3 separate regions of the Homo sapiens genome follow, and all the other regions are linked to region 3. A link is a contact called in ENCODE Hi-C or POLR2A ChIA-PET data. All regions are on one chromosome and are shown on one strand. The core of a region is the stretch at or near the end of the contact, and the rest is flanking DNA. Distances in the headings are between cores, read along the strand shown. Region 1 has its middle 150 kb from the start of LINC00676. Region 2 has its middle 93 kb from the start of LINC00399. Region 3 overlaps MYO16 (myosin XVI).

What was found. A loop is a pair of places that touch in the nucleus more often than their neighbours do. ChIA-PET counts read pairs that join two places held with the same protein, here RNA polymerase II (POLR2A). Pooled maps may share reads with other maps.
Region 1: a loop to region 3 is called in a map with no recorded cell type, with 2.4 times the contacts of the local background. The contact joins two enhancer-like sites. A Hi-C loop is called at or near these places in 3 of 168 maps with a recorded cell type or tissue (Caco-2, IMR-90 and PC-3), 3 of 37 single-sample maps with no recorded cell type and 5 of 50 pooled maps. POLR2A ChIA-PET finds 5 or more read pairs at or near these places in 1 of 52 experiments (OCI-LY7).
Region 2: a map of PC-3 shows a loop between it and region 3 (4-fold over the local background). The contact joins two enhancer-like sites. A Hi-C loop is called at or near these places in 3 of 168 maps with a recorded cell type or tissue (GM12878, PC-3 and endothelial cell of umbilical vein), 1 of 37 single-sample maps with no recorded cell type and 4 of 50 pooled maps.

The regions. Positions count from the first base shown.
Region 1 is chr13:109,574,706-109,579,325 of GRCh38, forward strand. No RefSeq gene overlaps it. Among named protein-coding and RNA genes, the nearest start is that of LINC00676, 150 kb to the right of the region's middle. Within about 2 kb of position 1,691, at least 3 of the 41 ENCODE cell types and tissues checked have a DNase peak (open chromatin) inside an H3K27ac peak, as active enhancers do.
Region 2 is chr13:109,491,944-109,496,375 of GRCh38, forward strand. No RefSeq gene overlaps it. Among named protein-coding and RNA genes, the nearest start is that of LINC00399, 93 kb to the left of the region's middle. Within about 2 kb of position 3,113, at least 4 of the 41 ENCODE cell types and tissues checked have a DNase peak (open chromatin) inside an H3K27ac peak, as active enhancers do.
Region 3 is chr13:109,145,028-109,149,645 of GRCh38, forward strand. The region is part of intron 32 of MYO16 (myosin XVI); the gene reads left to right. It overlaps LOC105370356 (a long non-coding RNA gene), which reads right to left. Exons shown (of 5, transcript XR_931717.3): 3 at 4,021-4,118; 4 at 3,555-3,734; 5 at 1,930-2,142. Among named protein-coding and RNA genes, the nearest start is that of MYO16-AS1, 20 kb to the right of the region's middle. Within about 2 kb of position 2,349, at least 4 of the 41 ENCODE cell types and tissues checked have a DNase peak (open chromatin) inside an H3K27ac peak, as active enhancers do.

The DNA.
Region 1 (4,620 bases), core at 441-2,940, 430 kb after region 3:
GAAAATATGGTACATATCCACAATGGAGTACTATTCAGCCAAAAAAAGGAATAAAAATCTTGTCATTCACAGCAGCATAGATAAGCCTGGAAGGCATTATGTTAAGTAAAATAAGGCACAGAGAGATAAAATACCACCACTTCTCACTCATATGTGAAAACTAAAGAAGTTAATCTCCTAGAAGAAGAGGGTAAATATTAAAAGCTGGGAACTGAGAGGGGAAGGGTTAGAGGGAGAGGTTGGTTAAAGTATACAAAATTTCAGCTAGCCAGGAGGAATACATTCTAGCATTCTATAGAACTTTATGGTGACTACAGTTAACAACTTACCATATATTTTTAAATAGCTAGAAAAAGGAAGTTTGAATCTTCTTAACACAAATAAATGATAAATGTTCAAGGTGGTAAATTTGCTAATTATACTGATTTGATGTTACAATAATTTAAAAAGATAAAAATATGCATGCTTTTTAATGTATTTCTACAAAGAGAGTGCCACGCCAATTTTATGATTGCTACTTACCATAAGAATTAACTAACAAAAAGCTATGTGGAAGATCATTTCTTTCCTCAAAAATCAGAAGCTATCATGAAACAGGGCCAGTAATCTTACTTTAATGAAATGGAGAGTCTAATCCACTACATTTTGTAAAGATGTTAAATCAGAGAAAGCAATAAAATGTGTTCCCATATCAATAAAATGCAATTCTTTATGTTCTTATTATGTAAAACAATAAGCCAGGCTCCCTGAAGAAGACAGTGTCTTGTCTGATTGCGTTTTTCATGAGCACCTTACAGTCTATTTCATATGCAGTTAGTGAATAAACAGGGCTGTTTATGAAAAATTCTGTTCATGATGCCAGTAGATTGCATCTGAGGCATTTTCAGTGGTAAAACAATTTGCACTGCAGATATATGTTTATGGGAAATTAGCGGAATGGTAGAGCTTAATGCATAAAAGTGGAGAATTAATGTAAAATAAGTAGGGGTACTGAAGCCACACTTTCTAGTAATCCTTTTAAATCTGTATTTCATCCAGAAAGCTTTTATTTTAAAACCAATTTAAAAAGTCAATAATTATTAAATATGCAGAGACATTTGTGTGCTTCCTGCTTTGTAGCATTTTATTTGACATGCTTCCAAATTAGGCTATTAGTGTTTTGTTTGTTTGTTTGTTTGTTGCATCTATAGGGATCTGGGTGATGTTGAAACCTATTACACTGGACTCCCAGAAGGTAGTGCTTTTCCTACGCTCATAGAGAGGTTGTGTGACAGCATAACCAACCCTATTCCTTGACTGGGCCCTTGAGGAACCAAATGAAGAGCAAGCTCTCTGCTGCCAGGGTTTCCCAATGCCAGAATTCCACCATCACTGCCCTGGTCCCTCCTACCATCTGGCCCAGTCATTAAACCTATGCCTGCCCTTTCCAGGATATTTATTTCCTTTTCTCTTCTCTGCTAGGAGAGCCCCGCATGTGGGCTGCAGTCTCCCTCGCTGCTTCCTCTTGGATGGATTTCATTTTGCCTGCTTCCCACCTTGACATTTTGACAAACCAGCAATGGCCCAGAATTGTTCCTATGCTCTTTTCCCTGAGCTCATGCCCACCCCTGTGATTGATAGGACTGGCTTTTAGCTTGGCAAGGTGATCCTTTTTTAAGGGCATGTCCAGAGGGAGCACATAGTGACCTCACTCTGGCCAGGACATTGCTGGGTACAGAATATAACTCCTTGGTGTTTGGCCTCCTGAGTCACTCATTCATTACATAAAGTCTTTATCTTCGTGCATATCCTGGAACAATACTCTTAAATAAATACTCTCGGAGGCATTTTACTCCATGGCTATTTACTTTGCATTTCCATGATCTCAATGGAACACAGAAAGGGAGGAGGTAGAAGGCTTGGCAAACAATCATTTGCCACCATCTACGCACAAGGGGACAAGTGCGAAGGATATTGTTTTGTTTAAGAGAGAGACACGTCATTGACTTGACATAATCCATCTGTGTTCGGACCAGAGTGGATTAGAAAATTCCACTTGGCAAAGCATGCTAGATAACCTCTATCTTGAGAGAACAGAGGCAATTTGGGTTTGGAGTTAAAAGTCCTGGTTTCATTTCCCAGCTTATCCCCCTTAGCCTTGAGACCTTGGGCAAGTCCTTGAACTTTTCTGAGTCTCAGTTACATTCCACCATCAAGAAATAATAATGGGCCTCCCATCTACTCCTTCAGATTGCTTTGAGTTAAAATGAGATAATGTCCCCTGAATGCTAAAGTGTGAAAAATCTGAAGAAAAAAATATAAAGCCATGAATTAGCAGCCTGCTCTTAAAATGATTACTAATGTTGGTCATTATTACTAGCTTCAGCATCATCATATATGATTGTTTGATTTTTAAAAAACCTGATGAGATTAAAACTTATTTTGAAAGGATGTTAAGTCCACAGATAAAAATGCACTGGGCTATCAAAATTTTAGACCCACCGACATTTATCGGTGAGATCTTACCTGCCCCTTTTATCTACCTCTTCCTCCTATTTATCCTTCTCAATTCACTATGAACAGAAAGATCTGCCCTCAACAAATAAATACAGATTCCCATGAAAACCTGCCAAAAGGAAAACCAAAAGAGGAAGAGGATATAAGATTTCTCAAGGTTCACTGTGTTTATTTCCAGTTAAGCCAACCTGACTCCATTCATGCCCTGAGACAGCATGTGCTTATTTTTACAACAATTGCCAGTCCATAGGCCATCCCAAAGGGCTGCTGGATGTCTTCCCAGGAACCCAGTGGAGGGGCAATCTGTTTTTTATTTCATTTTTAGAAAGTGGGAAGGATCCAGCCATTGGCTGCCCCCAGAATCTTGCTGGACTGGCCCATGACTGGGACAGGCTGGAGACAGTTACACAAGTCCAGTCATAAGCAGGCTTCTCAAAATCTGACAGAGAACGAGAGCTACACACCTGGCCACTCTGTAGGTATTGGTACCCACCCCTTTCTCTTTACTCACGTAGGTAGACAACTACATGATATAAGATGTTGATGTGGTTTGGCTCTGTGTCCCCACTCAAATCTCATCTCAAATTGTAATCCCCATGAGTTGACGGAGGGACCTGGTGGGAGGTGACTGGATCATGGGGGTGGGTTTCCTCCATGCTGTTCTCATGACAGTGAGTGAGTGAGTTCTCATGAGATCTGATGGTTTAAAACTGGCACTTCCCACCTTGCTCTTTCTCTCCCCTCCCTCCATGCCAGATAGGCACCAGCAATACTTCTCCGAGGAGTGTGCTTCCCATTCAGCAATGATTGTGAGTTTCCTGAGGCCTCCCCAGCCAAGTGGAACTGTGAGTCCATTAAACCTCTTTTCTAAGTTACTTATATATAAGTGTGAAAATGGACTAATACAGCTGTCTTTTAAAAACTACAAACATAGGAACTCAAATGCTTTCAACCTAATTCACCAAAGGCAATGTAATCACCTGGTAGACCATGCCTTTAATTCAGTTGTCCTTCCACTGTTCAAAACATCCTTGGAACTCATTTTTTAAAAATTATCTTCAGAGAATGTAGCATCTTCTGGATATCCTGAATGCATGAAGTTTTCAAACTTTTAGTGTAAGTATGATTTTTGAAAGCAGTTAAAGACCGTGATGCTAGTGTAGTAAATGTGGTCAGGTCTAAAGCTAAATACAATTTGTTCATAGTGTTAAAGGAAGTGCAATCATAAAGTCAAGGGATATTTTTGGAAGTGATTATAAAAATGGCTCTGAATGGAGCTAGATTTTACTGATGGCAGCATCCTCAGGGATAACTGAATGGCTTCCCAAAGTAAACTTTTGAGGGGGCCAAAAATTTAACTCTGTTACTTTACTCTGTAGTTGTCATGCATTTTATGAGATGCTGACACTTACCCTTTCCATAATAGATACTGGTAAAATAGCCTCTTCCCAGCTGCAACCTCTACCACCACCAAGTTTACAGTATGCATAGAAATGGTATGGGGTTGCTGAAGAAAGAAAGGAAACAAATTCATGCTCAAGTAGAGCAACTTCTTACACCTCTAGCAGAGAAATGATAAGGCTTCTGAGACCATCATGAGGAAGGGATGGAGCCCAGAAATGTCTTTCTACAGTGCACCCTAGTTCCACCCACTGGACCCCCGCAGTGGATCAGCATACTCCTCAGAGAGCTATTGCTGGTGCCCATCTGGCATGCTGATTAAAAAGCAATACGTACGCCATGATGTCTTTGGAACCATTGTCTGATGTGGAGGGGAACTGTGTCAATAAATCATGATAACAGTTAATTCAAGTAATAAATACTTTTATGGTTGAATATTATATTATTTGTTTTTAAGTCTGGCTGATATCTATTATAATGAGATTTTCCTTTACTATTCCATTTCATTATAATTGACAGTATTTGTGTGAAATATTGAGGGAGCTCTGATAGCCACATTCAAAAATATAGTCAAGGTCTGTCATGGGGCATCCCATCTAAGACAGAGCCCTCGGGGACAAGCCACAAGGGCGCATACTGAAACAGAACCCTGGGGAACGCCTGAGCTAATATCAAATCATAAGACAAGAAGCAAACTTATGTTCAATAAAATTTGATGGGGGC
Region 2 (4,432 bases), core at 1,863-4,362, 350 kb after region 3:
CAATTTATTTGTGTGTTTACTACCTTGGTTTTTACTCTTACTTATGTAAATACTTAAGGCTACTAATCACCCTTTGCGTGTTGTTTTTGCTGTGTGGCACAGATTCTGATGTAGAGTCTCCTAGTATCGCTATTTTCCATATATTATAACATTTTGGTTTTGATTTTATCCTAGGGTTGAGATTTTTGTTTTGGTTTTGTTTGTTTTCTGATAAATACAGGTAATTATATGCAGTCATGGTTTTGTTTGTTTTCTATCTTTAAAATTAATTTCAGACTTAATTCCCTTGTGACAAGGGCAACAAAGAAAATCTGTCACTCGACAGTTCTGAAAAAGTTAATGGCTAAACGTGACTTCCTCTCCTAAGGCCGCACCTCCCTCTTGCTCTCATCTTGTCTGTCTTCCTCACACCTTGTGAGTAAACATTTATACAATTATCCTAAACCAATAGCACTTTCAAGCAGAGAAACTCCTTTTTATGAGGTCTTTGTACAAAGTAAAGAAAATAATAATTATTATTTACAAATATTAACTCCGCTAAATTCTGATGGTTTTTCAAATCTTAGCCATGAAATTTTAAATCAGCAGTGATAACTGAGGCTTAAACTTGTAACTGGCTCCTGTGCACAGAAACACCAAGCCAGTGATTTTTGTGATGGTAGAAGCTAGTTTTTTCAGTTGAAGACTGTGATTACAGCCAAACAGTCTTTATGAGATTTGATAATGCACATTATAGGTAAATTGAAAATAGTGGCAAATTCATTGATCCCATTACAGTTTTCCATTGCTGGCATAAACTATTTGACTTGAAAACTAAAGTGTGCAATGGTTCCTATTTACCTGCCCATAGGAGATAGAAAATGCTATTAGGCTATGACAAACTTTTTTATTGACATAAAATGTATAACTATGTGATATGGTCACAGAGATTTAGGTCAAATGTGACTGATGAAGAAACAGGTCTGAGGTACTCAGGAAGGAACAGAAGGCCCCAGGCTGGAGTCTGCTGAATATATATCTGCAAGTTAGGCACACTTTTCTTCCAGAAATCTTCTCTTTTTTTAATAAAAGGGATAATCTGGATAACAGGAAACTAGTGAGGATAGGGTGATTGATGATTTATCTGATATTAATATAGACTCCAAAATCCCTCTTAGTTCACTAAATGAAAGGCCATTATGAGCATCAGCATCATATTAGCTAATAATTACTGTGCATATTCACTTTACCTACAGATTTCATTTCATTATCACAACTACCCTTGGAGGTAGTTATTCTTATTATCCTAATTTTACAGATGAAGAAATAAGAAATATTTATTTTACTAAGCACTTTAAACATAGTAAGTCATTTCACAAGACAATTTTAAGTGTCAATTATGGAGTATTAAGAACTATATGAGGCTTTCTAACATGCTGGGGTTTTTTTTAAATCTGGTGAAGTATTCCTCATTGAAATGATATGGATGTTGGACACACTTTTTAACTGTCAGGCCCCTGTTGTTATACTACAGAATGTCTCGATTTCAGAATAATATATTGTTCTGAAATGTTTTCTCCATCAGTATTGTAAGTTTCTGATTATTCTTGTCAAATTTCCTAACTACTGACCATCCTGGGGAACTTCTCATGGCATGATCATTCGACAGTTACACAGAGGCAGACATAACTAAGAATGTAAAGTTAATAAGTAAAAATGGAGAAAGAGACCTACTGCCATAATGGGCATACCTGTCAGGTTGAAGCATTGCAATACCTGGATGAAGGTGTGCATTCTAATTTGGAATTATGGCCCAGAAAATATGACTGATTTAGTTAAAAGCAAGGGATAATATCCACAACCAAGCCAGTGGAGAGAAGAGAGCACACGAAAGGGTTGAGACAACTCCACCTAATCACAGCTGGCAATACTGCAGTCAAATCTTTCATTTGATTTTGTCTTAATTTCTCTTAATTTGTGTCTGTGCTGTATCACTAAGGGTAACCTTACTTGACATTAAAGAGATGATAAATGAAGGTTCTACAATTCTTGAAGGTCACTGTGTCTATTCTATTGTGTAGCTTATTCACAGAGACATCACCGCGTCACCCAGGATGCCCTGGAAAGACTTAAAGCCTGGACTTGGCCTGGCGCGGTGGCTCACGCCTGTAATCCCAGCACTTTGGGAGGCCGAGGCGGGCGCATCACGAGGTCAGGAGATCGAGACCATCCTGGCTAACACGGTGAAACCCCGTCTCTACTAAAAAATACAAAAAATTACAAAAAAATTAGCCGGGCATGGTGGCGGGCGCCTGTGGTCCCAGCTACTCGGGAGGCTGAGGCAGGAGAATGGCGTGAACCCAAGAGGCGGAGCTTACAGCGAGCCGAGATCGCCTTGCTGCACTCCAGCCTGGGCGACAGAGCGAGACTCCATCTCAAAAATAAATAAATAAATAAATAAATAAATAAATAAGGCTGGACTAGGGTGGCAGTGGACCATGGGTCATCTGTGTGACCTTGGGCCACCATTTAACCTCTCTGCCCCTTGGTTTCCCCACCTGCAAATTGAGGAGATTGGGCCAGCTGATCTCAGAGCCTCTTGCAGCTCTTTAATTGGATAGAATTTGGGATTGAAATTCACCACATCCCCGGCATTTTACCAGATGCTTCCTCCAGCACATGCAGTATTATTAAATACATGTTTCCCCTTTTCTTTTGCTCTCAAGAATCCCTGTAAACTGCTGCTCACCTGGGCACATGGCTATGACTAAATCGCCCCTCTGACGCACTAATGAATGGAAACAGCAGAATCATCACTCTCTTCCTTTCAAAAATGAGGCAAGCCTAGACACAAGCAGAGAATACTGACACCCTGAAGATTAAATACAATGTCCACCTATTTCCCAATTAAGGTGACCACTCACAAAATAGAACCACAGCAGCCCCAGACCTGGCCTCTCAGGCAAGCGGGGCTGACCCTCCCACCCCGCTCTCCCTGCTGCCCCTCATCTCTCGGAAACTGTACATTTCCATCAAGCTGGAGACCTCTCTTCTCTCCTGATGGTGTCATCAAGTGCTATAATGTACACGTATCGTATTTGCCAGGGATCGCTTAGCAACAGAACCCTGTGTTCTGCCAATTTGCTTTTCATGCTGACAACCTAGATTTCACAGAAGTTGTGTTTTCTAGAAGGCTTTACAGACCGGAAAGGGTGACAAAGGGATGTCTCATCGCAGATGCAGACAGAGACTGGCCCTGGCCGCCCCTGTTTATGATTTCTGGGGATATTTTAGATGCTATAATGGCACACTATTCAAAAACAATTTATTTTTAATCTCCGGCTATTAATCACAGTAGATTGACGTCAGTTAGCTCATAAAGCTGAGGATATAAAGTGCTGTATTTGTGAAGAAATATCAACTTGATTTTAGCCACAAACATTAAAAGCTAGCATAAAACTAATATATTGCCAATGGGGTGTTCATAGTGCATTAGCGATGTCTGCTCACCTTGCAAAAAATGTTATTTTATTGGAGAAACATTCATTTTGAGAACTTAGACTTTTCCTGTGGGGTAAAGGGGACAGCATAGAATCTGAGGTGATTTTATCTTTGTCCTTCCACTTGTCTTTACTCATGCTGTGTGGGGAGAGGAGGCAAATAATGTAGCACACATTGCAAAGCAGAATAATGTTACCAATGTTTGAATGTAATAAATGCTTCTCATTTTAATGCTGGCCTTATAAAATAATTTAATATGTATGATTTATTTTAAAAGAGTATCTAACCAGGGCAATAACAAAGTACACAATGGATTATGGAGCGTTGTTCCCTCTAAAGAAGTCACTGCTTCTCATTAATTATTCTCCATATATACTATAATAACTAATATGATTAATATATAATAATATAATTAAGCCAATTCATTGGCTGATGATAGTTTAATCTATTTTCCCTCATATTTCTTCATGAGATTATGTGAGTTTGAATTAAACATGGGTGAATTGGTTTAAAATTATGCACCAATTTTCCAGAATTTCTCACCCCAGCCATTGCAATAAATGAACTGAATTTCCCGCAGGTAAGTTTCCAGACCAATTACATTTTTCTCATACTTCTCTTTTGAGGTATTTGGGGCTAAATTATGAAATGAGTTATTTTATGTTCAGACGGTCTGCAGCTTACAGAAATTAATGGACTCGTGGTGGTTTAATAGCAAGCTGATTGGCAAGCTGGACTTTGTTATTTGTTCTAGTGTGTGCTCTAAAGGACCCCAGCACTCAAATTGTTTCTGCTCATCATTCATTCAGCATTTACTTAAGGAGCATCTATTATGTCCCAAACATTAGAGAGAAGCAGAAATGTAGTAAGAATCAAGTTCTCCTAGAGCTTACATTCCACTTGGCCATGAAAGGAAGGGTGTTGCCTCTCCAAAAAATAAATGAGTGAATAA
Region 3 (4,618 bases), core at 1,099-3,598:
AGATTCTAAGAGTGGTGGACACACATATAAGAAAGATATGATTGTGCAGATGATGGATGTGACTGCAGTCTGAGAAGAAATATTTGCAGCAAGGAATTGTAGTGCTTACTGTGCCAGGCATTGTCTGAGTCATCTAATTCTCACAACACTATAAGGCATCTTCTCCACTTATCTCCATTTTACAGGTGGAAAAACTGGGGCACAGGGAGATTAATCTACTTGCTCAAAGCTGCTGTGCTCGTGCGGGACAGAGAATGACTTGAGTGCAGTAACTCTGTCTCTAGAGTCTCTTCCCCTAGCTACCTATGCAATGCTGCTCAGACAGCAAGAGAAAAAGAGACAGAAAAAAAAAAAGTCTTTTAAAATTAATATTTGTTCACTGAGGGGCAACGAGTAATAGTCATAAGAGTTTAGTTGAAGAGAATTTTCCCATAAACTCAAGAATGCCAAATGAACTTTATACTGATGATGGGTATGTATAATTCTGGGATACAGTGTCTAGGCTACTTGGCCCTTAAAATTAATATTGACTAAATGTTTAATTGTCTGTTCCATTCTAGACATAAAGATCCCATTAATTCACAACATTTTTTTCCATCTCATGTGATGATGTGGCTAATATTATTATGCTAATTATTTCTAGTTGCTTGGTTTCAAAAACTATGAGACCCGATTCAAATGGTGAATGAGAGTCCTTGGCTCCTTTAGGCCACTAGGGTGCTCCATTGCTCTGAATGGCATCTCAGCGTCTGGTTGAGTTTATCCAGAATAAAGTGAAATCACATGAGCATGTTATTCTCTACTCACTGAAAAAGATCAGGAAGACAGGGTCTTGACAAAAAATGCAGTACATCTCAGAAATCTGGAGAAGAAAGTGGAAGACAGCCAGGCCGAATTAACGAAAATCAGACTCAAAATATTTTTTAAAAATTCAGTTTTATTACATTCTGATACAGTGCATCCTTAGCTTATAAGTTATAAACAGGTACTAAAAATGATGTCAACAAAAAAGCTGTAATGTACAGTATTTCTTTGCATATAGTAGGTGGCTATTAAATAGTTGTTTGAGGTAAAATTTACCTATAAAAGAGCAGTTTGACATACAAATCTATTTGATAGAACTAGCTCTTGTGGCATTTTTACTTAATAAGGATCACATAAGCTAAATGGAAGTCACTATTAATTTCAAATATTTTATTTGATTACATAAATATTCTGAATAAGAACATTATGAGTTTGGAGTGAGAGTATTTTATAAACAATTTTTTTACAATATACTTTTATTCCATAGGGCCATTTGTTTACAAAATAATTGTTTTTCAAGTTTTCCTTATGGAAAATTTCAAACATAGACAAAAGTATAAAGAATAGATTAATGAACCTTCTCTGTGGCCCATCCTATTTCATCTCTACTCCTGCCCATTTCCCTCCTCTGGCACTGGATCATTTTTAAGTGCATCCCAATGTCAAATCAGCCAGGCATGGTGGTTCATGCCTATAATCCAAGCCCTTTGGGAGGTTGAGGTGGAAGGATCGCTTGAGCCCAGGTGTTCAGGACTAGCCCTGGCAAAGTAGCTAACCAGGCCTTGTCTCTACAAAAAAAACAATAATGATAATAAAATAGCCAGGCATGGTGGCATGTGCCTGCGGTCCCAGCTACTTGAGAGGCTGAGGTGGGCAGATCGCTTGAGCCTGGGAAGTGGAGGCTACAGTGGCCGTGGTTGCTCCACTACACTCCAGGTTAGACCACAGAGCAATACACTGCCCAGAAAGAAAGAAAGAAGAGAGAAAGAAAGAAAGAGAGAAAGAGAAAAAGAGAAAGAAAAAAAGAAAGAGAAAAAAGAAAACCAATGTCAAACCATTTAAATAATATATATTTAAATATTTATAAATATTTTATCATAGATGTTCTTTAAGAAGAAAAAAACATTTATTCTTAAGGCATTTTAATAAGTACTCAAACCAATCAATCCATTTCAGTCTTCACGAGCATGAAGCTGCTATTCATGACAAAAGCCTGATTCTCGAAGCCAGGGCGTCATTTTTCACGACACAAACAAAATAATTCTTGGGCTAGCATTCCACCAAGCAATGTGACTCTGCAAATTTCTCCAAGGGAACACTTGCAGACAGCCCCTTCTACTACAGAAAAAAAAAAAAGATTCTAAATATTATATCAGGTAGAACTAACTATGAAAGATCAAAATTCAAAGACACGCAATTGCATCCTAAGTCAATATCATATGGGTTTCAGATGTTTCTATGCCAAATCAAGTGCAGTTACCCATTCATTGTTTAGCGACAAGATGCAGGATGCTTTACAATGACTCAAATGCCCCTGAATTACTCATGGAAACCTGGGATGTGCTCCAGGACGGTGTGTGCAAATTGCTATTCTCTGCTCCTGATGTTTGAAACAGAAGTTCCAACATTATCGTCATTTATTCTCTGACACATCGAAACGAGACTGAAGTATGAGACATTAGTCTGCCTTATGCAAATCTTGACATCCCATAATGGGATGCAGAGCTTAGCATCCCCCAGGCTTCTTGCCTATGTGCGGGTCTTGTAGTGTTTTATCCTGTCTGAAGCAGTTAAATCTTTTTCACTCCCCTTGATGATTTCTCCCCACAGTGATTTATTTGTGTGTGGGGAGTTGGGGGTGGGAGTGCTCATGAAAATTAGAAAAAGTGTGGAAGATAATTTACTGAGGTGCTCTTCTGCTGATGATCTGTGACTGTCTGAATTCTTGTCTCATACAAAGTGGGGCGCTCCTCTGCATTCCAGAACCATTTTAAATCAATGCATAATTTTCCTCATTTTCCAAACGAGTAAGTCCTTTGGGGAAACTAGATTAACACCCCCAGAGAAGGGGGGTCTCCATTTATCACTAAGTGGACATTAAGCAAGCAGGAGCTGTGTGAAGTTTCTTCCTTTGCCATGTTAATAGACCTGGGCTTGACAAGAAGAGAATATGTCTCTTTGGAAGAAAAGGATTTTTTTTCTAATTTCTTTGCCTCTCTGTAGTAGCCAAGAGTGCTTGTGCCTGAGACTTGCAGCTATATATTTCATTGTTTTTAATCCCCTAAATGTCTAGTAGAAATAATACTGTGTTCATCTACACTTCGAAATGAACTTTCAATGTTAATAAATGTATCAGTAACCAAATTTATCTATGTTAAGAGCACAAAGCTCTTTGTTCCCTATATTAATTAGAAATATATATTTTTAATGCCTAAGGATTTGTTGTGAATGTTTGTGACATTTTTCTCACAACTTGTAGCGCTTTCTCTATATAAATGCCCAATAATTCATACAGGGAAATTGTGCAAGCAGGAGGCCTATAAACCAGACTTGCACTAACTTGTGGAGCTAATTCCCTTACAGTCATCCAATAAGCATGTACTTAATGTAAGCACAGGGATTGCTACTGGAAATCCAAAACACTGATAAACAAATCTGGCATTGCCTCTGCCCTCTCACAGACCATATAAGAGACAGAAGGTGCATCCACTTTCAGTGAAAGAAATTCCAAAGAGGAGAGAATTTCTAACCTGAGGGCCATAAACCACTCGTGGATTCGTAGTTGAGCTCCAAGTGGCCCATGAGCCCCCATGGTATACATGCCACTTGTTTGGGCAGAGGCTTCATAAGCTTTATCGGATCCTCCCAAAATGTCAGTGACGTGGGAAAAGTGAGGAGCCGCTGCAGGAGATGTGCACACACGGCATTTTCTGCAGCCAGAAGAAGAAAGAGGTAAATGCCTGAGAGAATCTGAGGGCCTTGCAACCAGAGCTGGCAGAAGGGCAAGAGGAATGTTAGAGGCGGATGATGGGTGGATGGAGCTCTCTAGGTGCAGAAGTCAGGGTAATAGACACTGCAGGCCAATGGATGAATATAGGTTGAGACATGAAACTTCAGGGTGTGTGGTTCCTTTAGAATATAGCCATGCATTTTTGAGGAAGAAGGAGGAGAAAATGACTTTCCTTGCATGGAATCAGAGCCTGATAGGCTTTGTACCTGGAAGCTCCTTGTTAGCTTGATGACAAGGCTCTGAATTATCTCCATTGTTTCTCTTCTGTCACATAGGAATTCAGCATTAACTCTTAGGATCTTTCCTACAAAGTGCAAAGAGCCAGAGGAAGAAAATGAACAAAAACCATAGCAGCGCTTCTAGGTGCATACGTATAATGGGAAATACTCAGATATACACTGTGACGTGTTAATGGCATCCTGGTCATAATATAAACAGCTATTTGTAAGTGGCTCTCTCCTGTTGACCAAGCACATTGACGTCTCCTTTCTCCCCCTGGACCCTTGCGTCTCAGTGAGGCGGGTAAAGCAGGTGTTACCATCCCTATTTATTAATGAGCAATCTGAGACTTTGAGGGATTAAGTGATTTTCCCATAATCACAAAAACTAATCAGTCTCAAAGTCAGGAATCAAACACATCTCCTTTCTCCAAACCCTGGATTCTTTCTATTATGCCCTTCATAGTCTCTGAAAACAATAAAATTAAAATAATGATACAAGGTCTCTGTTTGAGAAAGGAATTCCCCTCTGAAGTTAAACACAAACTCATTGCCAGGAAAACATGTGGGAGGCGGACAGATAAAA